2 separate regions of the Homo sapiens genome follow, and region 1 is linked to region 2. A link is a contact called in ENCODE Hi-C or POLR2A ChIA-PET data. All regions are on one chromosome and are shown on one strand. Each heading gives the region's core, a stretch centred on a gene start or an enhancer-like site at or near the end of the contact. The rest is flanking DNA. Distances are from core to core; before and after follow the strand shown.

Region 1 (5,759 bases), core at 1-2,500, 400 kb before region 2:
GACCCCCCAGGCCTGTCCCACTGAACCCAACTCCTCTCCGAACCCTCCCCCAGCGGAGGCCCTGCGCCAGTCACTCACCCTCCTTCCGGCGCAGGCGCAATGTGGCGCCCGCCCTGCGTACCAGCGCTGCCACGTCGACCGCAGCTCGCGCCGCCAGGGGGCGCGCGTCCAACCGCGCCAGGAGCTGCCGGGCGCTAGGGCCCGCGAGCGGGGAGGGGCCGCGGCCTGCGCGCAAGAGGGGACAGGTCAACGCCGACCCTCGGCCTCGGCCAACCCCTATGCTTCCGGACGCTCGAAGACCTAGAAATGCCCCTCAGGATACCCGGCGACCCCTGGCCACTCCCTCGATAGTTTCGGAGGTCACTGCTGTCCCTCCCCTCACGCGATCCCCGACCGTCGCGGGTAGCCGGTGCACCCCCGCTTGCTCCCACGGTGTCCCTGGAGATCGCTGTTTGACTGCAATAGTCCTAGACACCTCCGAACACCCCGTGAGGTCCTCGACTGCCCCCTAATCACCCTGGATGCCCAACTCTTCGCCCGCGATATCTCAGGGGACCCCATTTCCCCAGATATCCTGGGAGAACACGGCCTGACCCCATAGCCCCGGAACCCCCAATTCCCCGTCTAAGTATCCTAGGCAACCGCTGCTACCCCCATGAATTCCCTCAGAGGGCCCGTTCCCCCCATGGCCCACATACCTCCAGAGTCCCCCTCCACAGGTCCCCAGGGGCCCCCAGCTCCCCTCCCCCCAGTTCACTAAGACCCTGAGTGCCCAGGTGTCCCCAGTGACCACGGGCAGACCCCTCCCCGCACATCTGCACGTCTCCCTGGAGACTCCTGAGAGCCCCTCCCCTGCTCTGGTGCGCGGCCCTTTCCCTCGTGTGTGGGTGTGGGTAGGGGACCTCCAGCCCAGCCTCCATCGCTGGGCCCCTGCCCCCTGCCACCTTCACTTGGGCGCCAGAGCCGCTCTGTTTACCACCTGTCAGAAGGAAAAGGTGTGGAGCAGACAGGCGGGACGGGGATGGCGGCGACTCGCCCTGTCCTTCCCCAACGACCCCAATCCCTGTACCTCCTCTGCTCCCCCTAGGGTCCGCGGCGTCCCCTGTGCGCGGCTCCATGGCCAGTAGTCCGCCGGGTGGACGCAGGGCTGCCAGCTACGAATTTTGAGCTCTGGGGCGCGCTCACCTGGCGGCCCGCCCAGGCCCTGGAGGCTGAAGCTGGCGGGTCCCGTGCCTGGCTCCCGGACCCGCGCGGTGACCTACCTGGCGGCCAGCAAGGAGGCCTGGCTGTAGGAGCCAGGAGGAGTGCTTGGCCTCACTCTGCTGCAGGCGCCGCACTCTGTTAACTAAAGGTCCTAGTTAGAATTTAAAAGCCTGACAATACCAACTGTTGCTGAAGATATGGAGGAAATGGAACTCCTATACCTCCGGTGGAAATGTAAAATGATATTGCAACTTTATTTATTTATTTAGAGACAGGGTTTCGCTCTTGTTGCCCAGGCTGAAGTGCAATGGCACGATCTCGGCTCACTACAACCTCTGCCTCCCGGGTTCAAGTGATTCTCCTGACTCAGCCTCCTGAGTAGCTGGGATTACAGGCATGCACCACCACGCCCCCCTAATTTTGTATTTTTAGTAGAGACGGGGTTTCTCCATGTTGGTCAGGCTGGTCTCGAACTCCCTAAAGTGCTGGGATTACAGGCGAGGCCCGCCTCAGCCTCCCAAAGTGCTGGGATTACAGGCGTGAGCCACTCGTGCCCGGCCTGCAACTTTAGAAAACAGTTTGGTAGTGTCTTTAAAAACTAAGCGTACACATATGAGCCAGCCATTCCACTCCTGCGTATTTATCTAAAAGAAAGCATACATTTACACAGCCTTGTCTTACAAATATTCATAGCAGCTTTATTTCCTGTCTTATTCATTTAGAACTACTGTAACAAAATATCGTAGACTGGGTGGTTTAAACAACATAAGTTTCTCACAGTTCTGGAAGCCGGAAAGTCCACGATCAAGGTGGTAGCCAATTTGGTTCCTGGTGAGGTCTCTCCTTTTGGGTTGCAGATGCTTGCCTTCTTGCTGTGTCCTCACATGGAATTAAGAGAGTGAAGGAGAGTAAAGGCGTGAGAGAGGCACACACAGAGAGAGGGAGAGATCTCTCTCTTCTGTTTCTTATAAGGTCACAGTCCTATCTGGTTAGGGCTCCACCTTAGTGACCTCATTTTACCTTAGTTGCCTCCTAAAGAAGCTATCTTCAGATACAGTCACATTGGAGGTTAGAGCTTTAACATATATATTTATGGCTGGGCACAGTGGCTCACGCCTGTAATCCCAGCACCTTGGGAGGCCAAGGCGGGTGGATCACCTGAGTTCAGGAGTTCAAGACCAGCCTGGCGAACATGGTGAAACCCCATCTCTACTAAAATATACAAAAATTAGCCAGGCGTGGTGTCAGGTGACTTAATCCCAGCTACTTGGGAGGCAGAGGCAGGAGAATCATTTGAGCCCGGGAGGCAGAGGTTGCAGTGAGTGGAGATCGAGCCATTGCACTCAAACCTGGGGGATAAGAGCGAGACTTCTCTCAAAAAAACAAAACAACAACAACAACAACAACAAATATATATATATATATATATTTATGGGTGGACACAATTCAGTCCATAATATTTGTTAATATCCAAAAACTGGAAATAACCCAAATGTCCATTAATAGTTGAATGAGGCCAGTAATCGCAGCACTTTGGGAGGCTGAGGTGGGAGGATCGCTTGAGCTCAGGAGTTGGTGACCAGCCTTGGCAACATAGTGAAAGATTGTCTCTATTTTAAAAACATAGAAACATTGTCTCTATTTTAAAAATGCTAATGCCTGTAATCCTAGCACTTTGGGAGGCTGGAGGTGGAGGCAGGAGGATTGCTTGAGCCCAGGAGTTTGAGACCAGCCTGGGCAACATAGTGAGACCCCATCTCTCAAAAAGAAAACAATTTTCAATGAAAAAAATAGATGAATAAATTAACAAACTATGGTATACACATACAGGGTAATACAACTCAGCAATAAAAAACAATGAAGGATTTGGATGAATCTCAAAAATAATTATGGTAAAACAAGCCAGACCCACGCTCCAAAAAAGCACATGCTGTATGATTTCTTTTATATAAAAATCTAATAAAATGCAAACTGATATACAGTGACAGAAAGTGGATTAGTGGTTGCCTGGAGGGAGGGGGCCAAAAGGGCAGGAAAGAGGAAATACAAAGGGCAGGAGAAAACTTTTGGCAGAGATAGTTATACTCAGTATTTCTTTTTTTTTTTTTTAAGTGACAGGGTCACATTCTGTCATGCAGGATGGATTGCAGTGGCACAATCATAGTTCATTGTAACCTCAAACTCCTGGGCTCAAGGGATCCTCCTGAGCAGATAGGACTACACATATGTGCCACAATGCCTGGCAAATTTTTTACATTTTTGTAGAGACTGGGGTGGGGGGGTCTCACTATGTTGTCCAGGCTGGTCTTAAACTCCTGGCTTCAAAAAATCCTCCCACCTCTGCCTCCCAATGTGCTGGGATTACAGAGGTGAGCCACCACACCCAGCCTGTTCAGTATCTTCACTGTAGTGATCGTTTCACTGACATAAACATATTCAAAACCTATCAAATTGAAGTCAATTATATCTCAACCCCTTCAAAACTTAAAACAGCTGGGTGTAGTGCATGCACCTGTAGTCCCAGCTACTTGGGAGGCTGAGGCACGAGGATCACTTAAGCCCAAGACTTAGAGGTTACAATGAGCTGTGATCATGCCACTGCACTCCACCCTCAGTGACAGAGCAAGACCCTGTCTTTAAAAAAAATAAAATATAAATTCTCAAAACAGGCTGGGCATGATGACTCACGCCTGTAATTCCAGCACTTTGGGAGGCCAAGGTGAGAAGATCACTAAGGCCAGAATTTTCAGACCAGCCTAGCCAATGTAGCAAGACTTTGTCTCTAATAAATAAATAAATACAATCTTTTGTTAAATTAATGAATTGGGTGGGGCTGTGAGAGAAATTGACTTAATTCTTGAATTACATGAGGCTAAAAGGGGTAATTAGGGTTTTTTTAAATGATTTTTTTTTTTTTTGAGACAGAGTTTCGCTCTGTCACCCAGGCTGGAGTGCAGTAGTGCGAGCTCGGCTCACTACAACCTCCATCTCCTGGGTTCAAGCAATTCTCATGCTTCAGCCTCCCAAGTAGCTGAGACTAAAGGCACCCACCACCACGCCCGGCTAATTTCTGCAGTTTTAGTAGAGACAAGTTTTCATCATGTTGGCCAGGCTGGTCTCAAACTCCGCCCATCTCTGCCTCCCAAGGTGCTGGGATTACAGGCATGACCCACCGTGCCCAGCTGGGTAATTGGGTTGTATTCACAAATGGATGAGGCTAAGAGGGGCATTGATTTGAATCCACAGTGGGGCAGGGCTAAGTGAGGGTTTGCTCCCCCATAGTGTCATTGTAATCAATATTAAAGATAAGCACCAACACTGCTACCAAATAGCTTGGCTTGGCACAACACCAGCAATTTGGAAGCTTTGTTCCGAACTCTCTTGACAGTCTTACCATGCATATCTCATCACCCCCACTTCCCAGAGAGGTACATTGAGGTGTCAGGCAATGCAGTGGCTGGAGTTCCTCCCTCATGTCTGCATCCTCTCTACACCCCTAACCCTGCCAGCAGCCTCAGTGACACATACACTACTCTCTGGCCCTGGAATTTCGGCCCTGCTGGTGTCAGCTCTCTCAGTGAACACCTATCCTGGGCCCCTGCCCCTGTAATTTCAGCCCTGCTGGTGTCAGCTGTCTCAGTGAACACCTATCCAGCATCCTGGGCCCCCGCCCCTGTAATTCACGTCCCCTGAGGATGTCCTTGGACCCCTTCATTCGTTCATGATTCCCCAAGCCTGAATACCTCCCAGCCTGGAAGCAGTTTCCCATCCAGTTGGCAAGCTCCCTGATCGATGTTAGTAGATTCTACCTGGTGCTTGGATGCCTCCCCTCACTGTCCATCTGTCCTCGGCCCTTGGACAATGCCCCAGTCTGCAAGACCCTCCCATGCATGGAGCTACAGAGCCTCAAGCTCTCCTTCACAGTGTGTAAGCACCTCACTCTCACATCCACAGGTTCTTAAAACCTGGAGCCCCAGATTGGAAGCTGCCCTCTCCAGATTCAGGTGTGGAAGTCTCAACAAGAATTGGGAGGAGCAGTGAAGGAGGTCCAGGGTGTCCCCCCTTAGACAAGGTCAGGTCAGAGGTGAAAGAGGCAGGGGACTGCAGGTGGAATGAAAGCAGGAACCGTTCAGACCCTTTCACCTATGAGGATACTGGGTCTCTGAAAGGTGAACGGAGAGGCTTGCACAACCAGCCAGAATGGACATTAGGACACAGTGTGTCCACAGCCATAGTGAAATAGTCACTAACCAAGTGAGTCTTGTAGGTAAGCTGCCTGAAACTGGTGTTGTTGGCTTGCTGCAGGGACCTAGGCAGGTCCCTGAGCCTCTCAGACCCTGAGTTTCTTATTTGGCAAAGTAGTGGTGAAAGGCCCTCTCTCACTGCAATCCCATTCCTCCTTCCACTACAGTCACACTGTGTCCGAATGCTCCCTGCTTGGGGCTTATGTCCCCAGACACTCCCCTTTTCAAACATAGAAGAGGCCTCATTCCTCCACTGACATCAGCTAGTGTCCCATCCAACTCCAATGCATTCATTCACAGCCTCCTCAATTT
Region 2 (5,455 bases), core at 2,052-4,551:
CGTGCGTGTTTACAGATCCACCTTGACACCCAGAGGGAGGACCACTCCCCAACCTTCCACTTTCCCGCCCTCAGCACACTTCCCATCAGATCTTTCTCTTGACTTGAATTATTTAGTAATTTGAATATTTATAGTATCTATGCTACAGGATTATAAAGCACCTGTGGTCTGGCACTATAGGCAATGGAGTATAATGCTTAAAAGAATAGATTCTAGTGGTGGCACCTGTAATCTCAGCACTTTGGAAGGCTGAGGCAGACAGATCCCTTGAACCTAGGAGTTTGAGATCAGCCTAGGCAACACAGTGAGACCCTGTATCTACAAAAAAATATGAAAATTAGGTTGTGGGGCGCTCACGTGTAGTTCTGGTTACTTGGGGGCCTGGGGTGGGAGGATCACTTGAGCCTGGGAGGCGGAGGTTGCAATGAGCTATGATCACTCAACCGGACTCCTGGGTGACAGAGCAAGACTGTATCTAAAAAAAAAAAAAAAAAAGAAGATTCTGGAACCAGATTGACGTTTAAATAATTTATCTAATTTATCTGTGCCTTGGTTTCCCCTTCTATAAAATGAGCATGATTTTATACATGTAGGATTATTGTGAGAGTTTTAAAAAAGTACTGTTTTTAAGGGCATAGAACAATGCCTAATACATATCAAGTGCTATAAAACGATTGATGATGATGATGATGTGTGGTCATCTTGTTAAAATCTAGACTCCAGTTACAATGACACCCTATCTCTACAGCCTCATCCATTGCTCTTGAACTCCAATCTACACTGTCCTTTAGCCTGTTCCTCATAAGGACCACCCTTGTACCTTTCATTTATGGGCCTTTGCAGATGGTAATGCCTGTCTCCCTGACTAGAATGTAAGCTTCATAAGAGCAGGGACTTCTGTCTGTTTTGTTCCCCACTCTTTCCCAAACAACTAGTTCAATCATATTTGTTCAATAAATAAATATCTACTGCAACAACTAGGGACAGTGCTTGGCACAAAGTCTGACTAGTTTCTATTCTGTTCGATTCGATTCCATTGGATTCCATTCTATTCTGTTCTACCCTTTGCTATTTTATTATTTTCTATTCCACTGCGTTTAGTTCCATTGAAACCAGCCCATTTTAAACAATTGATTTCACTGAGCTCCAGCTAAAAAAAATCCTGTACCATTCTATTTTCCTGAGTGGAGGAGGCATTAGCAAAGTTGCTGAGTTTTGCTCTCCCGGTGGATACAAAAGATCCACATGGACATAGGAACTGCAGAAAGAGAAAATGACCGACATTTTGGCTCCATTGAAAATAAAGTCATATGTTGAAATAAATTTTATTAACTTTCTTTTTTAATTCCCTTTTTGAGACAGGGTCTTGCTTTGTTGCCCAGCCTGGAGCATGGTGGCATGATCACAGCTCACTGCAGCCTCAACCTCCTGGACTCAAGCAATCCTCCTACTTCAGCCTCCCTAGTAGCTGGGATTACAGGTGTGTGCCACCATGCCCAACTATTTTTTGTTTTCTTTTTTCTTTTTTTTTGTAGAGGTGAGGGCTCACTATGTTTCCCAGGCTGGTCTTGAATTCCTGGGCTCAAGCAATCCTCCCTCCTCAGCCTCCCAGAGTGTTGGGGTTACAGGCATGAGCCACTGCACCCAGCCCTTATTAACCTTCTAACATCTGTAGAATCTGTCACAATACCCTGTTTATATTCCTGATATTGGCAATCCATATATTTTCTTAATTTCTCGAGAGAAAATAGACATTGCTAGTATTTTATTAATCTGTTCAAAGAATCAACTTTTAACATTGTTGGCTTTATTGTATCTTTGCTTTCTATTTCACCAGTTTCTGCTGTTATAATTTCCTTCCTTCTACTTTCTTAGGTTCCACTTGCCATTCTTTTCCCAGTTTCTTGATAGGGAAGCTCAGGTCATTGATTTTCAACTTTTCTACTTTTCTGATCTGTGCATTTAGAACTATAGATTTCCTCTAAGCACTGCTTTGGCCACATCTGCATCATTTTGATAGTCTGTTAGAAATAAACTCCACCTATTCCTCCCATTATTCTATTCTTCCCTGCCAGCTTAGATTCACTCCCCAGATCCTGCTTTGCAGACTCGGAGCTCCATCCTTGCAAATTCAAGGACGAGCAGGGATGGCTGTCTTCAATAACAGGAAGGCCAGCGTAGCTCAGAACCCAAGAGTGAGTGAGAGATAAGTGGGAGGGCAAGGCAGGGTCTGGATCCTGCAGACTCTTGGAGGTGAAGTTACAAAGCCTGCTTTATAAAATGATGATCAAGACATAGTCATCACACAAAGGACTGGGTGCAGTGGCTCACGTCTGTAATCCTAGCACTTTGGGAGGCCAAGGTGGGTGGATTACATGAGGTCAGGAGTTTGAGACCAGCCTGGCCTACATGGTGAAATCCTGTCTCTATTAAAAATACAAAAATTAGCTGGGCATGGTGACGTGCACCTGTAATCCCCTACTCGGGAGGCTGAGGCAGGAGAATCGCTTGAACCTGGGAGGCAGAGGTTGCAGTGACCTGAGATTGCACCACTGCACTCCACCCTGGGCGACAAGAGCAAACCTCGGTCTCAAAAAAAAAAAAAAAAAAAGACATAGTAATCACACAAGGCTTACTGTGTGCCAAGCCCCGTTTTACACACTCTACAAAAATATAATCCATTTTATTTCTCACCACAGCATATAAAATCCCTATAGTCAGAGTGCCCGGAACACCATGTCCTTCCTCCTTTGGCCTCCTCTACAGGGAAGTGTTCTGTCTTCCTACAGGGTCCTCTTCAAGGTCCCCTTCAGGTTGCCAGGGGCCTCTGAATTCCTCTCCTAAAGCTCAAGGTCAGCGCTGTGTTTCCTAGCCTCTCTCCACATGGCCTTAATCATGACAGCTTTGGGGGCACCCTGCGTGAGCCACCTTTGTATCTCTCCACCTGTCCCTGGCTAAACTGGGGGAGGAGCCAGCCCTCAGCCCCGGCCCAGCCCTGCACACCTGAGCACAGGGCCCTCCATGGCTTAGAGCCGGGCCTTTCCATGGGCCTCTGCTGCCCTCTGCTTGTCTCTGAAAGAGAAAGGGAGAGAGGAGGACAGGAAATGGGAGCCCGCAGAGAAGGGAAACAGGTTACTAGACCAGTTTCAGTGCCAACACCCTTGCCCCAGATCCCCAGGGGCCATCTTGTTCACCTGTTTCTCCAAAGTCCTGCCCCACATCTTGACTGGCAGCCTGGAGGGCAGATGGCGCAGCATGGCAGGGTAGGCGTCTTTGCCCAGGGTCCTCCCGACAATCCTCTGGCTCAGCGCCTGGAGATCAAGGGGCAGGAATGGGAGGGCACAGGCTGAGGACTGTGGGAGGTGACACAGGTAGGTAGTGCAAATGGAAGGACTTTAACATTAAATTCAGGGCCTCAAAATTGAAAGCTTAAAGTGGATGTGTGTAAGGGATTACTTCTTGTTAACACTGAAGGCTGGGTGCGGTGGTTCATGCCTGTAATCCCAGCACTTTGGGAGGACAAGGCACGTGGATCACCTGAGATCAGGATTTCGAGACCAGCCTGGACAACATGGCAAAACCCTATCTTTACTAAAAATACAAAACATTAGCCAGGCATGGTGGCGGGCGCCTGTAATCCCAGCTACTTGGGAGGCTGAGGCAGGAGAATCGCGTGAATCCGGGAGGCGGAGGTTGCAGTGAGCCGAGATGGCGCCATTGCATTTCAGCCTGGGTGACAGAGCAAGACTCCATCTCAATAATAATAATACTGAAAAACCACCAAGTATTAAGGGGATCTTTATTCTAGCGTGTGATGCCTCTGGTCTACTTAGGGGTATGTCTCCAAAGTGTGAGATCTGTGAGCTGTTTGAGAGTGTGTGTCAGGGGTATGAAGTTGTGAGCTATCTGAGTTAGAGTATGACTGCTCTGACCCATTAGGTGTCTGTTTCCAAGCCAAGATCCCTGAACTCTTAAGAGTTCTGAGCCCCTTGGTCAAGCACGGTGGCTCACGCCTGTAATCCCAGCACTTTGGGAGGCCAAGGTGGACGGATTACTTGAGGCTGGGAGTTCGAGACCAGCCTGGCCAACATGGTAAAGCTCCATCTCTACTAAAAATACAAAAATTACCCAGGCATGGTGGTGTGCACCTGTAGTCCCAGCTATTCAGGAGCCTGAGGCAGGAGAATAGTTTGAACCCGGGAGGCGGAGGTTGCAGTGAGCCGAGATCGCGCCATTGCACTCCAGCCTGGGTGACAGAGTGAGACTCTGTTTAAAAAAAAAAAAGTTCTGAGCCCCAGGGTGTGATGTTCCTGAATTATTTTGGGGGATGAGTTTTGGGGGATGAGATTTGCAGTCTTCCTCCTCCTCCCCACTCACCCTTCACTCACCCTCACCTTCCGCTGCTGAGAGTCAGAGAACATTCATCAGCCCAGTTGCTGTTCACTTTACCCTGAGCAGAACTCCCCCATCTCCCTTACAGGTTACTTGTCTGGCCCCTGGAGCATGTGAGTTTGAGATTTTTGTTTCTAGTTACCCCCAACACAAACACTTTGTGTTGTGGATATTGTTTTGTTTTTGTTTTTTTTTGAGACAGTGTCTCACTTTGTCACCCATGCTGGAGCCCACTGGCGCCATGATGGCTCAGTGCAGCCTCAAACTCCTGGGCTCAAGGGATCCTCCTGCCTCAGCCTCCTGGGTAGCTGGGACTACAGGTGTGTGTCACCACGCCTGGCTAATTTTTGTATTTTTAGTAGGGATGAGGTCTTGCTATGTTGCCTACAATTGGCCTGCTTTGGCCTCCTGAAGTGTTGGGATTACAGGCGTGAGCCACCGTGCCCGGCCAGATATTGTTTTTAAGCATATGATTTTCCTTTAAAAAGAGTTACACAAATAATATGTGAATACAGGTTTGTATAAAAGATTTGAAAAACAGGCTGAGGGTGGTGGCTCACACCTGTAATTCCAGCACTTTGGGAGGCTAAGGCGGGTGGATCAATTGAGATCAGGAGTTCAAGACCAGCCTGGCCAATATGGTGAAACCCCCATCTCTACTAAAAATACAAAAATTAGCCGGGCATGGTGGCACGCAGCTGTAATCCCAGCTACTCGGGAGGCTGAGGCACAAGAATCACTTGAATTGGTGGCAGAGGTTGCAGTGGGCTGAGATCGTGCCACTGTACTCCAGCCTGGATGACAGAAGGAGACTCTTTCTCTCGAAAAAAAAAAAAAAAAAAAAGATTTGAACAACACATCAGTACATGGACTCTAGCAATCATCTCTATCCCCATTCCCCCAGAATGACCACTGGGGTCAGATTCTGGTGTTTCCTTCCAGATACAGTTCCCTGTGTTTCCATAGTGTGTGTGTGCGCACACTACACACATGCACTAGGTCACTGTAACTGACTCCCCCTTGCTTTTCCCTGCCTATAGCACATCCTGTAGAAGATAACCCC

What was found. Hi-C counts contacts between places; a loop is a spot of excess contacts on that map. ChIA-PET counts read pairs that join two places held with the same protein, here RNA polymerase II (POLR2A). Pooled maps may share reads with other maps.
Region 1: a pooled map shows a loop between it and region 2 (2.7-fold over the local background). The contact joins the promoter of MAGIX here to the promoter of GLOD5 in region 2. A Hi-C loop is called at or near these places in 1 of 168 maps with a recorded cell type or tissue (mammary epithelial cell) and 1 of 50 pooled maps. POLR2A ChIA-PET finds 5 or more read pairs at or near these places in 1 of 52 experiments (activated T-cell).

The regions. Positions count from the first base shown.
Region 1 is chrX:49,158,249-49,164,007 of GRCh38, reverse strand. It overlaps MAGIX (MAGI family member, X-linked), which reads right to left and starts at 1,250. Exons shown (of 6, transcript NM_024859.4): 1 at 1,070-1,250; 2 at 79-225. The coding sequence starts at 1,118. RefSeq lists a cis regulatory region at 1-61 and a silencer at 162-271.
Region 2 is chrX:48,759,593-48,765,047 of GRCh38, reverse strand. It overlaps GLOD5 (glyoxalase domain containing 5), which reads right to left and starts at 3,301. Exons shown (of 4, transcript NM_001080489.3): 1 at 3,195-3,301. The coding sequence starts at 3,257. RefSeq lists a silencer at 1-23, an enhancer at 1-23 and a cis regulatory region at 2,807-3,549.